Linked DNA regions of Mus musculus: region 2 is linked to region 1. The links are chromatin loops, found by intact Hi-C in ENCODE. Cell type or tissue: heart. All regions are shown on one strand.

Region 1 (8,000 bases):
GGAAGGCACAGCAGGGGGAGAGGGGATTCCTCCCTTCTCAAAGTCTTGTTCATTCTTACCAATGCTTGCAAAGAAAGAAGGAAAGTTTGGAACTCATCATGAAAGCATGCATGCAACACACTGAGGAAGTCTCTGCGACTCTGCCTAACTCTCAAATTCCAGTACACTGGGCATCTGTCCCCACGAAAAGCAAGCTGCATACACCTAGCCCATGTGTTCTCCCAGGATATAACCAGCCTGGTGAATTGCCTTTATTCTGTAGGGTCCCTCCTTGCATCCTGGTACTCAGTTTGCTTTGTCCTGATGGTCTCTCATTTCCAGCCTCAAACGAGATCATTTAGAGATTTTTGTCTGAGCCAGTGCACAGTGATGTAACCAGAGAGACTCGTTTGTCTTCTGTGAGAAGTATGGCCAAGAGGAGTGTAATGGCTGTTCCTGGTTGTCAACTTGACTATATCTGGAATGAACTACAATCCAGAATTGGAGGGCTCACCTGTAATCTAGATCTTGAGTCTGGAAGACACAAGTTCTGACTTGGATCTTGGCATGGAGCTCTTAAGGCATGGTGGCCATGAAAAGCTTAGGCCCAGGCAAGGTAGTACATGTCTTTAATCCCAGGAGACTAAGGCAAGGAGATCTGAGTTCAAGGTCAACCTGGAACAAAGCAAATCCCAGATCCAGCCATAATGGTACACACCTTTAATCTGAGCCACACTGTTTGCTGGAGGACCTACATAAGGACATTGGAGAAGGAAGATTCGCTCTTTTTCGCCTGGTTGCATTTACTTGCCAGCACATCTGTTGGAGCCTCCTACTACAGAAGACCAGCTGAAACAGCTAGCCTCGTGGGACTGAATAACTACTAGCTCCTTGGACTTCCCATCCACAGCTGCTCGTTGTTGGGTTGATTGGACTATGGACTGTAAGTTATCACAAATAATTCCCTTAATATATAGAGACTATCCATAAGTTCTGTGACTCTAGAGAACCTTAATATAAGAAGCAATGCCCCCTCTCTTTGTCCCTGTAATGTTACCAGTGTACCTGGCCTTGTCTCTCTTTTCCCTTCCCCTGCCTCTCAGGCATCCTTCATCCATTTCCCGCCATGTCCAAGCCAAACAAGGAACCACCAAGGAGGAGGGCTGTGATGCCCAATTGTAAGCCCTTATATCCAGAAAGTGAAGTCCTCCCACAAATGCCTAGTGGACTGTCTTTTGCATGTCATTGTCTGAAACCTTGTCACCTGGCCACATATAGTGAGCAGGGAAGCTGGGAGGCTTTGTTTTTGCCTGTGTTCCTGCTGCCTCGTCTGGTATTTGGGGAGTAGGAATGGCGTAGGGCTTGAGGATTGTAGTACTCACTGCCTGTGTGGAGCTCTGTCTATCGCTTCCTGAACATTGGGCTGTACGTTCAGGCAGCCATGATTTCACAGGGTGATTTCTCTTGCCCATAAAGCACCTCCTGCTTATTTTCTCCCCTTGGCAGACAACCCATCACGTAGTAACACTAGCAGATTTCCCTACATCCTTCCAGGCCACCGCAGTACCAACATTCCCCCCTTTCCTCATGGGACATAGTGGGCCTCTCTCTGTTCCTAACCAGTTTCTGATGGTCCCTATGGGCGAGCTTTCTTTCTTACCTCTGGTTATTTGTGGTACCTCATGACGCTGGTACAGCCACTCAAATGTAAGCATAAACTAATCAACAAAAATTTAGCTCCTAGCCGGGCGTGGTGGCGCACGCCTTTAATCCCAGCACTCGGGAAGCAGAGGCAGGTGAATTTCTGAGTTCGAGGCCAGCCTGGTCTACAGAGTGAGTTCCAGGACAGCCGGGGCTACACAGAGAAACCCTGTCTTGAAAAACCAGAAAAAAAAAAAATTAGCTCCTCATGGTAACATCATTTTAGGTGCTCAGAGGCCACAAGTAAGATCACACAGTATTCAAGAGTACAGGTTTAGAATATGCCCCCGCACCCAGTTCAGTAGTATCATCCTGCCACTCCCCTGCCTCCTTAGATTTGCTGCCCAAGAAAGATCTAAGGAGATTTCTCATTGTACTGCCTGCCACTCAGAACTACTGATGGAAGCTGCAGAGCCCAAGTGTGTGTGTTCTCTGTTCGCTGATATGGTCATCTATAGGCAGAGTCAAGATTGCCCATACTTCTCCCCCAAAATAGCATTGCTGAAAGTGTGTGATAGATATCAAGTGTACCACTTTCAAGGAATCCTAAAAGCAGGTGAGGATGTTGAAAGTCATCTATTCAACTTCCTTATAGATGAAGAAGCTGAGGCTTGTGAGAACAGGACCTGTTGGTCACCAGGCCTTTTGGTGGTAGATTCTTCTCTCCAATTCTTGCCTCTTTTTGTGGCAGAGTGTCACCAAGCAGGTTGTCTTCCCTGAGCCTCTTCCTGTCTCACTCATTTCCAGTTCAATGACAGGAAGTTGTTCTCAGCTTCTTAGCCATCTCCTGTGCTGTGTAGCTGTGCCTAAGGGCACTCAGGAAACAATGGAGGACTATAAGCCCATCTTCCTCAGTGGCTATTGAATTCTAAGATCAGCAGGTGACTCCAGCCAGCTCACTGTGGGTACAGCTCAGTGTGGGTACTGGGGACCAAAACTGTGTCCTCTGCAAGAACAGTACATGCTCTTAGCACCAAGCCATTTCTACAGACACTGATGGTAAGCAAGGTGGAAAGATTCTTTTTGTACTTGATTAAATCTTGTCATCAATACCCTAAGGCTATAGATTGTAAAAAGTTCTTCTTGATAGCCTGGAATTTTTTTTTCATGTTTAAACAAAACAAGAAAATTCTTATAGTGCCTCACTTTATATATGAGAAGACCGAGACCCATAGCCCCAGTGCTCACAGCAGTCTTCATTTGTCCTTTAATAGCTCCAGTGCTCACAGCAGTCTTCATTTGTCCTTTACTTAGAAGAGTCTGGGATCAGTGTTCTTTGGGGACCATTTACAGAGTAGCCTGTCAGATGCTTGGAGATGGGCTAGCATGGTCTAGCATGGGCTAGCGGGGCTGCCCTGCTTGTCTCCTCTCAGCTCCGTGCCTGGTCCCTATCTCAGCTCCTTGTTGTGTCAGATGTGTTATGGTCACTGTGGAGCTGTGAGGGGGCAGCATTGCACAGCTCCTCAGAGCTCAGGCCTCCCACACAAGGCAGAAGTGGGAGTCTTCAGAAAAGAACGGGGAACTTTCCACACACATCCACACGGAGATGCTGAGCTCTGGACTGCTGTGATGTCAAAGTGATGGGACCTTTGGGAGGCCGCGGGCTTACAGAAGTCTTCCTCATGCCGGGCCTCTTCCTCTCATGCCCTCCTCCCCTTCCCAGCTGTGGTGCTCCAGAGGGGAATCTGTAGGCTCTTTCCACTGCCCCGTTCCAGCCTGCAAGCCTTTGTTTTCAAAGCAAAGCAAAACTCTAGGCCTGGTGTGAGAGGGCACTCCCATAGTCTCTGGAGGCTGAGGCAGGAGGAGCAGAGAGTTCAAGGGCAGATTGTACCACATTGCAAGACTTGTTTAAAAGGAAAAAAACTAAAAAGTAAGATTCCATGCTGGTTACTAAGACCCGCTGTGATAATAATTTGCTTCTGGCCATTTGAGAGAAAGTGGGTGACCTTGGAGGTACTTGGGTGACCTTGGAGGTACTTGTGTGACCTTGGAGGTACTTGGGTGACCTTGGAGGTACTTGGTGACCTTGGAGGTACTTGCGTGACCTTGGAGGTACTCGCAGATCAGAGTAGTGCCCTGGCATTGGTTTGTGTGTAAAACACACACTTACACCTCGAAGCGGCTGAGATGCTCAGCTTTGGTTGTGAGTTTCCTCTTGTAAAAGTGAAACCCTTAAAGCCATTAGCACCCTCCCCTGTCCCCAGCCCACACTAACCTTTGTTCTACTTTCTATTTCTATGAATGTGGCTACTTTACATGGTTCCTGTGAAAGGCAGCCTTTGTCTTCTTGTTTCAAGTTTATTTAAGTAGTTTCCTCTTGCTAGCTCATAGCAGGTTTTCCCTTTCAAGGTCAAATTATACCTGCAGTGTTTTGTGTGCCACGTGTGGTTTTGCTTACTTATATTGACTGGCCTTTTTTAGTACCCATTTCTTAGCAGTTGTGACTAACTGTGAACCTTGGTGCAAATGCCAGAAGTGAGGCGCCTGACCAAATGACCCTTGTATTTTTAATGTGCCACACTCTTTTCACAGCATTGGTGCTTTCCCGGTGCCCTAGGGTTCCACACACACACACACACACACACACACACACACACACATCTTCTCTTGCTATTTTCTGGTTAATTTGCTAGTGGTCAGTCTAGTGAGGTGATTACCCCATTGTGGCTCCTCTGTGACCTGTGTGGCTAACACTGGTTTTGCGATGTCCTCCATAGATATGCAGGTATAGCATAGAGTAATGACAGCGTCTACCTGATAGGAGGGATGTGGACCAGTCAGTGGAAGCTGTAATCACATAGGATGCAGACAGCCTCTTCTCTTTGGGGATTTAGAAAACAAAAGTAGGCACCTCCCCTACAAATGGCAGCCACATTGTTCAGCTTTGTTTTCTGACACAAACTCTTGCAGTGTAGGCCAGACCAGCCTTGACCTCAGAAGTCCTCCTGAGTGCTTGGATTATAGGCTTTACTGCCACACCTATGTTCAGCTCACACTTAACATCACAGAGGCTGTCATTTTTGCAGAAGAGTCATATTGTCAAAAAGACATCTTCTGGTCCCTTAGACTATGTGTGGCCATTTGCTTGGTTGCCTCAGTCTGCCAGCTGCCTCAACAGTTGCGGATACCTAAGGACGATGCTGTCTCTTAAGCTGATATGTCCAGGATGTTTGCCTGGTCAGGAAAGCCTTAGTGCTGTGTTTTCCATGGAGAGAGGCCACAATTTCACATTTAACAAGCTGAACATTATAGGAGTCGGGCAAGGACTGGGTCCACTAGTTTAAACTTCTGTTTCATAGCATCCCTCTATGCTTAAACTTCCTCATCCCCTCTTCCGAGCAAGCACAAAAGTGTTTCCCAACTCACAGGCTTCCTTTCATGGATTCCAGCCTTAGATCACACCCAGATAAGCATTGTGTAATAGGTGGGCGGGACTAGAATTTCAGCGACATATACCCACAAGGCAGGTGGGCGGGGGAGGAGGGCAGCAGAGGTCCTGGCTACAGCTGTGAGCCACTCAGGCCTGCGGTCCAGCAGCGACTTAGATAAAGGTCCCTGTGGAATTCCGGTTGTTCCCTAGCCATGGCTTTTCTGACTCTTCCCTTGCTCACACATTTCTTCCCTGTACTCCTCCTGGGACTTTCTCCCTGAGAGTCTTCTCACACCGCCTGCTTCCTTTCCTACGTTCTCCCGTGCCCCAGCACTTATGAATGTCTGCCCTGCATGGGCTGCCACGTGACTCTGCTCGTTCTTCCGTAGCTTCTGGATATAAAGCTTCATCTCTGCCACGTGACTCTGCTCGTTCTTCCGTAGCTTCTGGATATAAAGCTTCATCTCCGGAGCGGAGTGGAGTCCCCAGTGCACCCCAGCTTGCCCTTCACCATTGCCCTGCTTCAGAGCCTTGCCACAACACGCATATGCTCAGGGGCTTCAGACCCTGCACCCCATCATGGCAAAGACTTAGTCGCCAGAGAGCTGCTTGGAGTGCAGTGCTAGCAAATGCTAACATGCAGCAGGAGTTCAAGGGCAGGCCGGGGGAGAGTATAAGGAAGTATTAGGAGTGTGTGTCCTTGGGAAGTTCCACTGTAGCAAGCTTGCCCATTAAAAGTGTATCTTGTCATTAATAGGTAAAGGTATGGAAGTATGTAGATAAATATCTTACAATTTCCCTGGCCCAGAAAGGGAAATTTGGGCGTTTTTGAGCTGTTATGTTAGTCTGCTTGTCCTTCCCACCAGAGTTCAGACCATCCTTTTGGTCTCTGAGCCCAAGGCACAACTCTCTTCTGTTTTGTTTAGAGGTGTGGGGGGGGGGTGGGGGGGCAGGGGGAATCATTTTATAAAAAATGCTTCACAAGGGCTCATCACGGGCTTCACTAGGGGTGTACCTCCAGCCCTTGTAATAGTCTTTACCATGCCCAAATGAAAACTTTAATACATGTCTAAAACTATAGGACATGCCCCCTGCCCTGGGATAATGCAGTGGACACACCATGTTTGCAGGACTCCTCCCTGCTGGTGTAAGTAGAATGAAGGGGCCCTTGCCTCTCCTATGGGTTCAATGTTTGCTCCCTCCCAGATGCCTGTGATGAAGCCCTGGCCCCTACTGGGTAGGAGATTAGGAACAGCATAGAAGCCCAGCAGCTCTGCTTCCCACTGCTCCCCTGCTCCCAGCCACTCCCTAGCTCCTCACTATTCCCCAGCCCCTGGCGAGGGCTTATTTGAAAGCATACTCTCCCTCCTCTCTCCTGCTCCATAACTTAACCTCTTGACTCTTTCCAGGCCTCCTTTTAGCCTCCATAGCACCCGTGCCAGGCTTACACCTGTGCCGCGGCTGGGAGAGGCTTGGGGACAAATAAGGAAGTAGGTGTCTTCTCTGGTTCTTTTTACCATGCCTCCGGGTTTGCAGAGGCCAGAGCTGGGGAGAGGTGCACAGGCAGAGTGTGTGTGTGTAGTATGTGTGTGTGTGTGTGTGTGTGTGTGTGTGTGTGTGTGTATACATGCGAGCACACACTCCAAACAAGCTGCTTCACTGCACTTAGCTAATAACATGGGTTGGGCAATGGTGCCTTTAGCTTTCTGTAGTATATTTTTCTGTTGTGTGAGTGACTCATTGGTTTCTGTCCCTGACTATTTATGTTCAGATCTGGAGGGTTTTTTGAAGGGAATTTATTATTGTTCGATTTGTGTGGGTGGTAGATTTGGGTCAGTAGGGAGGAGCCCCTTTCTGAGTGCATTTCTTAAGAAAATGGTGTTAATTTGAGTTCAAACAATTGCCTTTGACTAAGATCATGTGATTTGGCCAGTGTTTGAAAAGACAGATGTATTTTTATACTTTATTTAATAGTCACGGTGCACATGATGGGTAGAGTCATTGTTTAATCTGAAACTTATTTAAAGGTACCCTTGGGGCTAAGAGGTTAGCTCAGTGGTAGAATACTTTACAAAACCCTCATTAAGATCCATAGCACTGCAAAAATAAAATAAATCCAAGACGTGCCTGTTGTCTCGTATTACAGTGTCACATAGTATGATGCTACCAGTTAAGATAAATATATAAAAACTTAACTTCAGTGAACATACTGAATGCCCAGATCCAGGGCCTTCAAACATGTCTGTGAATTAGAATTCCCAGTTGTGTAAGCCTTGTTTGCTGGGTCTACCCTAGAGTTTATGATTGATTTATCAGGCCTTGGTGTTTGGGACTGCATTTCTCACAAGCTCTCAGGGTTGCCTCTTGCTGATGCTATTAGGGCCATATTCTGGGAAGCAGTCCCGGGGACTCAGCTCATTGACACTGCGACCCACATGCTCTTAGGGGGACTCTGAGGCAGCTTTTGTCTTCTGTGCCTCTGGTAAACTGCGGGAAGAGGTGGCTTGATCAGCAGCTGTAGTCCTGGACATCAGCAGTGTAAATGACGAATGCTGAGTGCTTGGACATCTTTTAAAAGCTCTTTGTTGGGCTTAGGGTGAATACCAGTAAGCTAAGTGCACATGGTCCCTGCCTTCAGGCTCTGGCACAGAACTTGTAGCATGCCCCCTTGTTACTTCTTCACTGCACATGCATCGGGATGGAGGTCTTGCTTAACAGGTGACCCTTTGTTTGTGACCCACGTTACCAACTTGGCCTATTTCTTGCAATATACCTGCACCTCTCTCCTTTTCCTGGTCTTGGTGGAACTCTTTGTGGTCTCTGATTCTATCTGCTGCTTTGCCCATGCTGCACTTCTCAGGGAGAAGCTTTCCCTGGCCTTGGCAGCTGCCTTCAGACTCGGCACGTGATGACTGCCCCAACTCTATAGAAGAGCTGTTAGGGATGGCTC
Region 2 (8,000 bases), 270 kb after region 1:
TCATTTCCTGAGGAGCCCATTTTCTTTATCTCAGGTCCTGCAGATTTCTCCCTGGTATTATCAGGGAGGAGCAGCAGCTGAGCTATCCTATCTCCTTTACTAATAGAAAAAACGCCTTTAGGGCTTGAGCACAGGACCTGTATTTCAGGGGAATGTTGACAATCCATAACTCCAGGGTGGACTACTAAGCCCTGCAAGGTGAGTGAACCTCGGCCGAGAATAAGGCCCATGGTTCCCGGGGGCAAGGATGGTATAGGCTCCACCGGCACCGGCTGAATACTCATTTGAGGCATTAGTAGGAAGTCGGAGGCGGCACGCAGGTCCACCCTTGTGGGTCTTCCTGGGTCGCCTCTCTGACTGCTTCCTGGGTCCTGACAAACCGGTTCCCATATCTTTGAGGGCCCTGGGACCGAGGGCCCGATGACCCGTTTTTTGGCACATCAGTTGATTGACTATCAGGTGGGGGAAGAATTCTGCCCTTTATATCCCTCACAGAGCGACACTGGTCAGCTCTATGATAACCCTTGCCACACTTAGAGCAAAGAGTGAGAGTCCCTCCCTGTTTATCTGGAGCTCTGCAATCTTTCTTAAAATGCCCAGGCTTTCCGCAGTTAAAACATGTCCTCTGATCATTTCTGCTCATGGAGCGGTTCTGAGATTGAAGGATGGCAGCCGCTAAACCTGCATTGCTGAGAGGTCCCCCAAGCTCTCGACAGACCCTGAGCCAGTCTTGTAAGCCTTTGTTCTTTCTTGGGGCTATGGCCGCTCGGCACTCCTTTGTGGCTTGCTCGTAGATTAGCTGTTCTATGAGAGGCGCAGCTTGCTCTGACTCTCCAAAAATACGCTCTGCTGCCTCTGTCATTCTGGCCACAAAATCTGAGAAAGATTCCTGAGGTCCCTGGATTATCTTTGTTAACTGACCAGTGGTTTCACCTGCTCGAGAGAGCGCCTTCCAGGCCCTAATAGCCGTGGAAGAAATCTGGGCATAAGCTCCCCAATGGTAGTTTGTCTGATCAGCAGAATAAGCTCCCTGACCCGTTAACAAGTCAAAAGTCCAATCTCTCTGCTCTGGAGTCAAAGCAGCTGCGTTTGCTCGGGCCTGCGCCTGTGCAGCTTCGTGCCAAAGCGCTTTCCATTCCATATATTTGCCCATACTAGGGAGAGCGGCTTTTACAACCGTTTGCCAGTCGGCAGGAGTTAGTGCCATGCCAGCGAGCCTGTCTAACTGCACCAAGGTAAAATTAGCATTGGTTCCGTATTTACGAACCGACTCGGCAATTTCCTTAATCTGTACGTATTCTACCGGAGCGTGGACACGCCCACCCTCGGCTCCTTCAAAGACTGGAAATGCCTGTTCTATTTTCCTTTGTTCCTCTCGGGGAATGAATGAGTCTGCGCACTGCCTCTCTGCGCATTGCTGACGCACTACGGGCTGACGCACTACGCAGGGCGGGGACTCCGCATAGGGCGGGAGTGCACCTGGTAGCCGATTGCCCTGAGGCCAATTAGCAAACTGGCCTTCGCCAGCCGCTTTTGGCTTTTTTCTTGACCGATTAGCTGGCTGGTAATGGGCTGCTTCTTCCTCCCAGTCTGTTTCCTCAGAGGAGGATTCTTCACTTGCTTCAGAGCTACTAAGAGCTGGCTTCCTGAGCTCATCTAGTGACGAGTATCTCCTAGAGACCTCCGCTAATCGATCTTTTTTCTTCTCCCTTTTTCCTCTTTTTCTTCTAATCTCTCTCCAGGTATTCCTACCTAACCTTAACTTTTCCTCGGGTTCAAGACCCTTGGAAAGGCCTGTATACTTATTTTGTGTACCATACTTCCTCTTTGTTCCTACTCTTTCTTCCCGCTTTACTTCTGATAGCTTGTCCTGAATTTCCTCTAGAATTTTCAGCCCTATCTTAATCACTTGATAGCATGTGAAAAAGAACAAAAGGGCTCCTAACACCAGAAAAAATTCAAGGCCAAACATACTCACTGGTACTCTCGTTCCCCAGCTGAAAAGTTCTGAATTCATACAGTTGAATCCTTCTTAACAGTCTGCTTTACGGGAACCTTTATCACCGTCGTTCCCCAGCTGATGAGTTCTGAATTCGGCAGTTGAATCCTTCTCAACAGTCTGTGTTACGGGAACCTTATAACCTTGATTCGCAGTTCTGGTTCTGGAATGAAGTATCCCTCCTGCGCCAGTCCGGAGTTTTTTCTCGTCCCGGATTTTCTCTTCCCGGAATTCGGCACCAATTGTTATTCGACGCGTTCTCACGACCGGCCAGGAAGAACACAACAACCAGAATCTTCTACGGCAAAGCTTTATTGCTTACATCTTATGGGGCCAGAGTGTAAGAAGCAAGAGAGAGCGAAGCAAGAGAGAGAGAAAACGAAAACCCCGTCCCTCTTAAGGAGCATTCTCCTTCGCCTCGGACGTGTCACTCCCTGATTGGCTGCAGCCCATCGGCCGAGTTGACGTCACGGGGAAGGCAGAGCACAAGTAGTCATAAGATACCCTTGGCACATGCGCAGATTATTTGTTTACCACTTAGAACACAGGATGTCAGCGCCATCTTGTAACGGCGAATGTGGGGGCGGCTCCCAACACTGCATGTGCTTGCCCATTTCATCTCCCACCATGTGACAAGCTCAGCAGAAGGGACACTGAGGGCATACCAGGAGAAGTTCTCAGCTGTGCCTCTCTCAGCTCAACTACGCAATGCAAGGCAGAACAATACATGCGAGTCGTTAGCAGAGACTCCTTCCATCATTGTCCTTTGAAGAGCTGGCTTTAGCAGAACATCCTCTCTCCTGTGTCTGCTTCAGCACAACACGCCTTCACAAGTCTGCTTTGGTCTTTCACCTGTGCCTACTTCAATGAGACATTCCTTCACGTTTGCCTTAGCAAAACACCATCCAACACAACAGACTCTCCGAAGATCCCTTAAATTCCACTTCACATAGGTCCTTTAAAAGATTCTCTTAGAAAAAAAAAAAAAAAGAATAAGAATCTTGTTCCCTTCCCATTGACCCCTCAAAGGGTATGGAGGGAGTCTAACGGTTCCCTAAGGAAATGGTGGATTATAGCTGCTTCCCAGAAGGCAAGAGTTGAATACAGAACATAAACATGGCTACAGGCTTAAACAAGAAGATGGTATGGACACGGACAGGGATTTTCTGTAGGGGTCCCCTTTAATAACATGACTTCGCATGCACTTGTGTAATATTTTATTATGCTTATGTATTTAGACACAAAGTGCGTGCCATACTGCATGAATGGAGGTCAGAGGTCAACTTTCAGGGCTCAGTTTTCTCCTTCTACCATGTGGGTTTTGGGGGTTGAACTCAGGTTATCAGGCTTGGAGGCAACGGACCATCTTACCAGCCCGATGATATTTTTGGAGACCAAGTGTCGTGTGTCCCAGGCTGGTTTAGAACTTGCTGGGTAACTAAGGAGGATGGCTTTGAAGCCCTGATCCTGCTGTCTCCACCTCTAGTGCCTGGGCTTCCATGTGTATACACAGCACTGGTTTTTATGCAGTACTTATGAGGGAACCCAGGGCTTCGTGTACACTAGGCAAACAGTTTACACACTGAGCCACATCTGTCAATTCCATTCATATCATTTTAAAGAACAGTTCTGACTGCCCGCTGCCACTTGCATGTTTTAAAATTTTTAAGGAGCTGTGGCGACTCAAGGGTTGGTCTTGGGGAGACATAGTAATTAAAGCATAAGAATAGTTCACAGAATTTCACATGGAAAAATGTCTCCGATGTGGTCATTATGACATGGGTTTGGATATGCCACCTCATTCCATGAGACAGAGTTGGGAGGAAATGACTTAGTCATTGGGGAGGCAGAACCGAATTCCAAGAAAACATAAAACACATGTTTAGGGGAACACCTTTGAAGAAGCCACATTTACCTCGGGCCAAACATCGTGTCCACAATGGGGGGTTATTCACTTCCACTTGAGAGGAGACAGGCAAAATGACTACTTTCAGTCAATGAGGTTCAGATTTTTACATTTTCCTAAGCTTTTGGCTTTCCTGACTATCCTGGCCAAAACAAAACAAACACTTTAAGGAGAGAGGCTTCTGATTGTTTATTATGACGAACCAGACATTAAGGTGCCTCTATGATCCTTGTCCCCTGGAATGCACGCTGCTGCAAAGTCCCCTCCCCTTGCGTGTAGTGAGGCCCTGTGAGTTGCTTTAGAACATGGGAAACATCTGGAATTTCACTCCGTTATGATTCCATGACGTTATGCAAGACGCAGTCTAGAGTCTCTGTCTCTCTAATCACTCTGAGAACTCAGACTTCTACCAGACCTACGTTGAAATGAGACAGAAAACGACAATGTACTGGGTGTTGTCACCGAGTGCCAGATGAGACTCAGCCATGGGTGATAACTTCTTTGCAGCCTCAGAGGACCTGGCTGCAAACAGCACTGAACACTACATACACTCCCCTCAGCCAACCTGTTGTTTTGACCCTGTATTCTTACACTGGGTTCATCTCTCTCTGAAAGTCTGAGAACTATTGGTCTTGGTTGTTTTCACCATCCTTGTGTATCATGGCACAAACTCAAGGACACTCTTGCCAGGCCACACCATCAGAGAAAAGCCACACATGGCCAACAGTGGTTTCTCCTTCACCACAAATGGAGACAGCCTAAGACACTCAGCGGGAGATGATTGTCAAACCCTTCCTCAGAATGCAACGCTTGGCTCAAAACATCTATCTGATTGCTGATGGTCCTGTATATGGAGGCCTTGGGGGGTGTGGGGCGAGGGGGTGAGCATGGTTATAATAGGATGTAAGCTCTAAATACATGCATACTATTTGACCTAAAATTCCTTTTCTAGAGGCTTATTCAAGAATATAGCTAGATAAGTGTCCCAAAATGGAGCCCGGGTTTGTGTTCCAGCAACGTTCCTGAGAACAAGAAAGCAGAAACCAGGTTGACTAGATCAGAATTACCAGAGGTTAAATAATGTGGAACCCTCCTAAACAGTCTGTGGATTTATAGTTTTTGGTCACAGAATAGTGTGTGCAAAAGTAAAAAGCTAGCATACAAGAAAATATGTAAGGTCTTCATATCCAATGTATGTGTGTTTGCTTACATGTGTGTCTAAAATGTAAGTACACAGTCTTTTAAATGTGAATAAAACTGGATGTGCAACTGTTAGTATCTGAGTCACTGTCTCATGTCTTACATGTGGTGTGTTTATTTTCTAGCTATAGCTTCTATACTTCTAGAACATTCGCATGTAAATTTTGAAGTTTTGTCCGTTTATGTCGTTGTTATTTCTAAGTGGCAGTGCCCATCTCTAACTTCTGACCTCCAGGTAGGCTGGGTGTTCTGAATGGACCAGGGAGACCTGTGTTTGTTCCTGGCTGGTGCTGAGAACACCATCCTGGCAAAGAAACTCTACCTCCTCCCACTTCTGTCCCTCAGAGAGTTGGCCACACGACTGGGGCACCAGCTGCCACTCTTTTTCTGCCCATGCTCACACCACTGACTCATACCTCAGCAACCACGCTAGTTTCAAAAGATAAGTTTTTACCACAGCGGTGTGTTCATATCAGTCACCAAATGCTATACAGACGGTTCAACCTGCGTCACCCAACCATAGCTCTGTGCTGGATGCTAATGGCACAGATAACTTTGTATGTTTAGGCAGCCAAAGAGTAGAAGGCAAGAAAAATACAAACAGAGATCATGACTATAGCCTATTTAAAAAAAAAAGTCAATATAGCATTTGTTGTGGGTTTTAAGTATCCATTTAGGAAATAAAATTGGGCTGTTTCATTTGCCTTTTTCCTTCTTCCTTTAGAGTTTTCCTAGAAGCCCTTTAAGAGGAAAGATGTAGATGGTTTGGGAGAGAAGGGTTGGTGTCCACCCTTCAACACTTGTTTCCAAGTTTTCAATGCTTGTTCTCCAGCTGGTGGCACTATCTGGGGAATCTGGGGCAACTTGGGAAGTTGTCAGTGGCTGGTGGAAGCAGCAGAGGTGGACTTTTGAAGATTGTGGTTGGCCCTTGGTTCTAGTCACTCTCTGCTCCCTGTCTACCACGATGTGAACAGCAGCCACATCTGCCACCGCCCCAACGGAGATGTTCTGGAATCATGAGCCAAAGTAAATCATTTCTTCCTTTGGTGCTTTCTTTCTTTCTTTCTTTCTTTCTTTCTTTCTTTCTTTCTTTCTTTCTTTCTTTCTTTCTTTCTTTCTTATTTCTTCCTTCCTCCCTCCCTCCCTCCCTTCCTTCCTTTCTTTCTTTTTTTAATTTATTTACATTTCAAGTGTTATCTCCTTACCCAGTCCCCCACCCCATCCCCAGAAACCTCCTATCCAACCCCCCTTCCCCCTGCTTCTATGAGAGTGTTCCTCCACCCACCCACCCACTCCCACCTCCCTGCCATTGATTCCCCTACACTGGGACATCTATCGAGCCCTTACAGGACCAAGGCCCTCTCTTCCCACCGATGCCTGAGAAAGCCATCCTCTGCTACATATGCAGCTGGAGCCATGTGTACTTCTTGGTTGGTGGCTTAGTCTCTGAGAGCTCTGCATGTCTGGTTGGTTGGTATTATTGTTCTTCATATGGAGTTGCAAACCCTTTCAGCTCCTTTCAGTCCTTTTTCTAACTCCTCCATTAGGGATCCCGAGCTCAGTGCAATGGTTGACTGCAAGCATACAGCTCTGTATTTGTAAGGCTCTGGCAGGGCCTCTCAGGAGACAGCTATATTGGGCTCCTTTCAGCAAGCATTTCTTAACATCCACAATAGTGTCTGTGTTTGGTGACTGTATCTGGGATGAATCCCCAGGTGGGACAGTCTCTGGATGGCCTTTCCTTCAGTCTCTGCTCTGCACTCCTTTGGTGGTTTCTGTCTGGGGTTCTGTCATGGTGATGCAGACATAACTAATACAGTTAGGATGAAAAATAGTTGCTCAGCAGAAAGCTGAGAATTTTCACAGATGGAAGGCATCCTACCAGCCAGCTTCTCATCCATGTGGTGGGAATGCAGGACAAGAGAGGATTTCTTCCCCTAAATAACAGGAGGCAGTTTACCCCAGCTGAGGCTACTCTACTTGGGAGCCATGGTTTGATGAACAAGATAGATGATGTAAGACTCCTGGGTCAGAGATTCAAGACAGTTGGTTCCTTACAGCAACAGCAGTGGCCATCTCAGTAGCACCTGACAGCTCCCTGCCTTGGCTGCTTTTCTCATCACCATGACAACACACCTGGGAGACTAACTTAAGAGAGGAAAGAGCACATTCTGGCTCACAGTTTCAGAAACATCTTTCTTTCATGACAGGAAGGTCATGGTGGGACAGAGCTATTTGCACTGTGGTGGCTTAGAAGCAAAAAGAAAGGAATGGACCAGAACATGGCATAGACCCCAAGGATTCACACCTGGTGACATAATTCCTCTCCCTGAGCCTCATCTCTAACACTGTACCATGTGTGCGTGTGCATGTGCGTGTATGTGTGCGTGTGTGTGTGTGTGACCTGTGTGTAGTTCTTCATGTTTGGGAAGTCAGAAGAGGGTGTTAGCTCCCCTTGGAACTAGAGTTACTGGTAGCTGTAAGCCTCCTGACCTGGGTGCTGGGAATTGAACTCAGGTTCTCTGGAAGAGCAGCAACCATTCTTAACTGTAGAGCCATCTCTTTTGTCCAGTCTTGCATCATCTTTATATACTGCCATCACACTATAAATCAAGGCGTTAGTACATTCATTAGATCAGGAAACACCCCGAATCACAATCTAATCATCTCTGGAAGCACCGTGACAGGCACATATGTGCTTTGACAATCCCCTAGGTGTGTCTATGTCTAATCAAGTGAACAATTAAGATTAAACATCTCTCTCTCTTTCCCTCTGCTTCCCATATAGACAAGGTAAGGATAAGAGTAACCCTTTACCCACTGGGAATTGTGACAGAAGCAGAACCTAACCCTAGAAGCTGGAGTATTTCACAGGAACAGGAAAATTCTGACCTC

Evidence for each region. Hi-C counts contacts between places; a loop is a spot of excess contacts. Peaks named below come from ENCODE experiments on the same cell type or tissue, not always from the same donor. Only the 100,000 strongest peaks of a DNase experiment are listed, where the experiment ranks them.
Region 2: a loop joins it to region 1, with 2.3 times the contacts of the local background. A loop is called at or near these places in 2 of 42 quality-filtered maps.

The regions. Positions count from the first base shown.
Region 1 is chr5:64,293,374-64,301,373 of GRCm38, forward strand. The region is part of intron 14 of Tbc1d1 (TBC1 domain family, member 1); the gene reads left to right. Among named protein-coding and RNA genes, the nearest start is that of Gm38634, 40 kb to the left of the region's middle. In heart, a CTCF peak has its summit at 3,131; DNase peaks (open chromatin) are centred at 3,178, 5,258 and 5,438; H3K27ac peaks cover 3,775 bases.
Region 2 is chr5:64,562,468-64,570,467 of GRCm38, forward strand. No RefSeq gene overlaps it. Among named protein-coding and RNA genes, the nearest start is that of Gm31423, 35 kb to the left of the region's middle. In heart, no CTCF peak of the experiment used is centred here; a DNase peak (open chromatin) is centred at 4,224.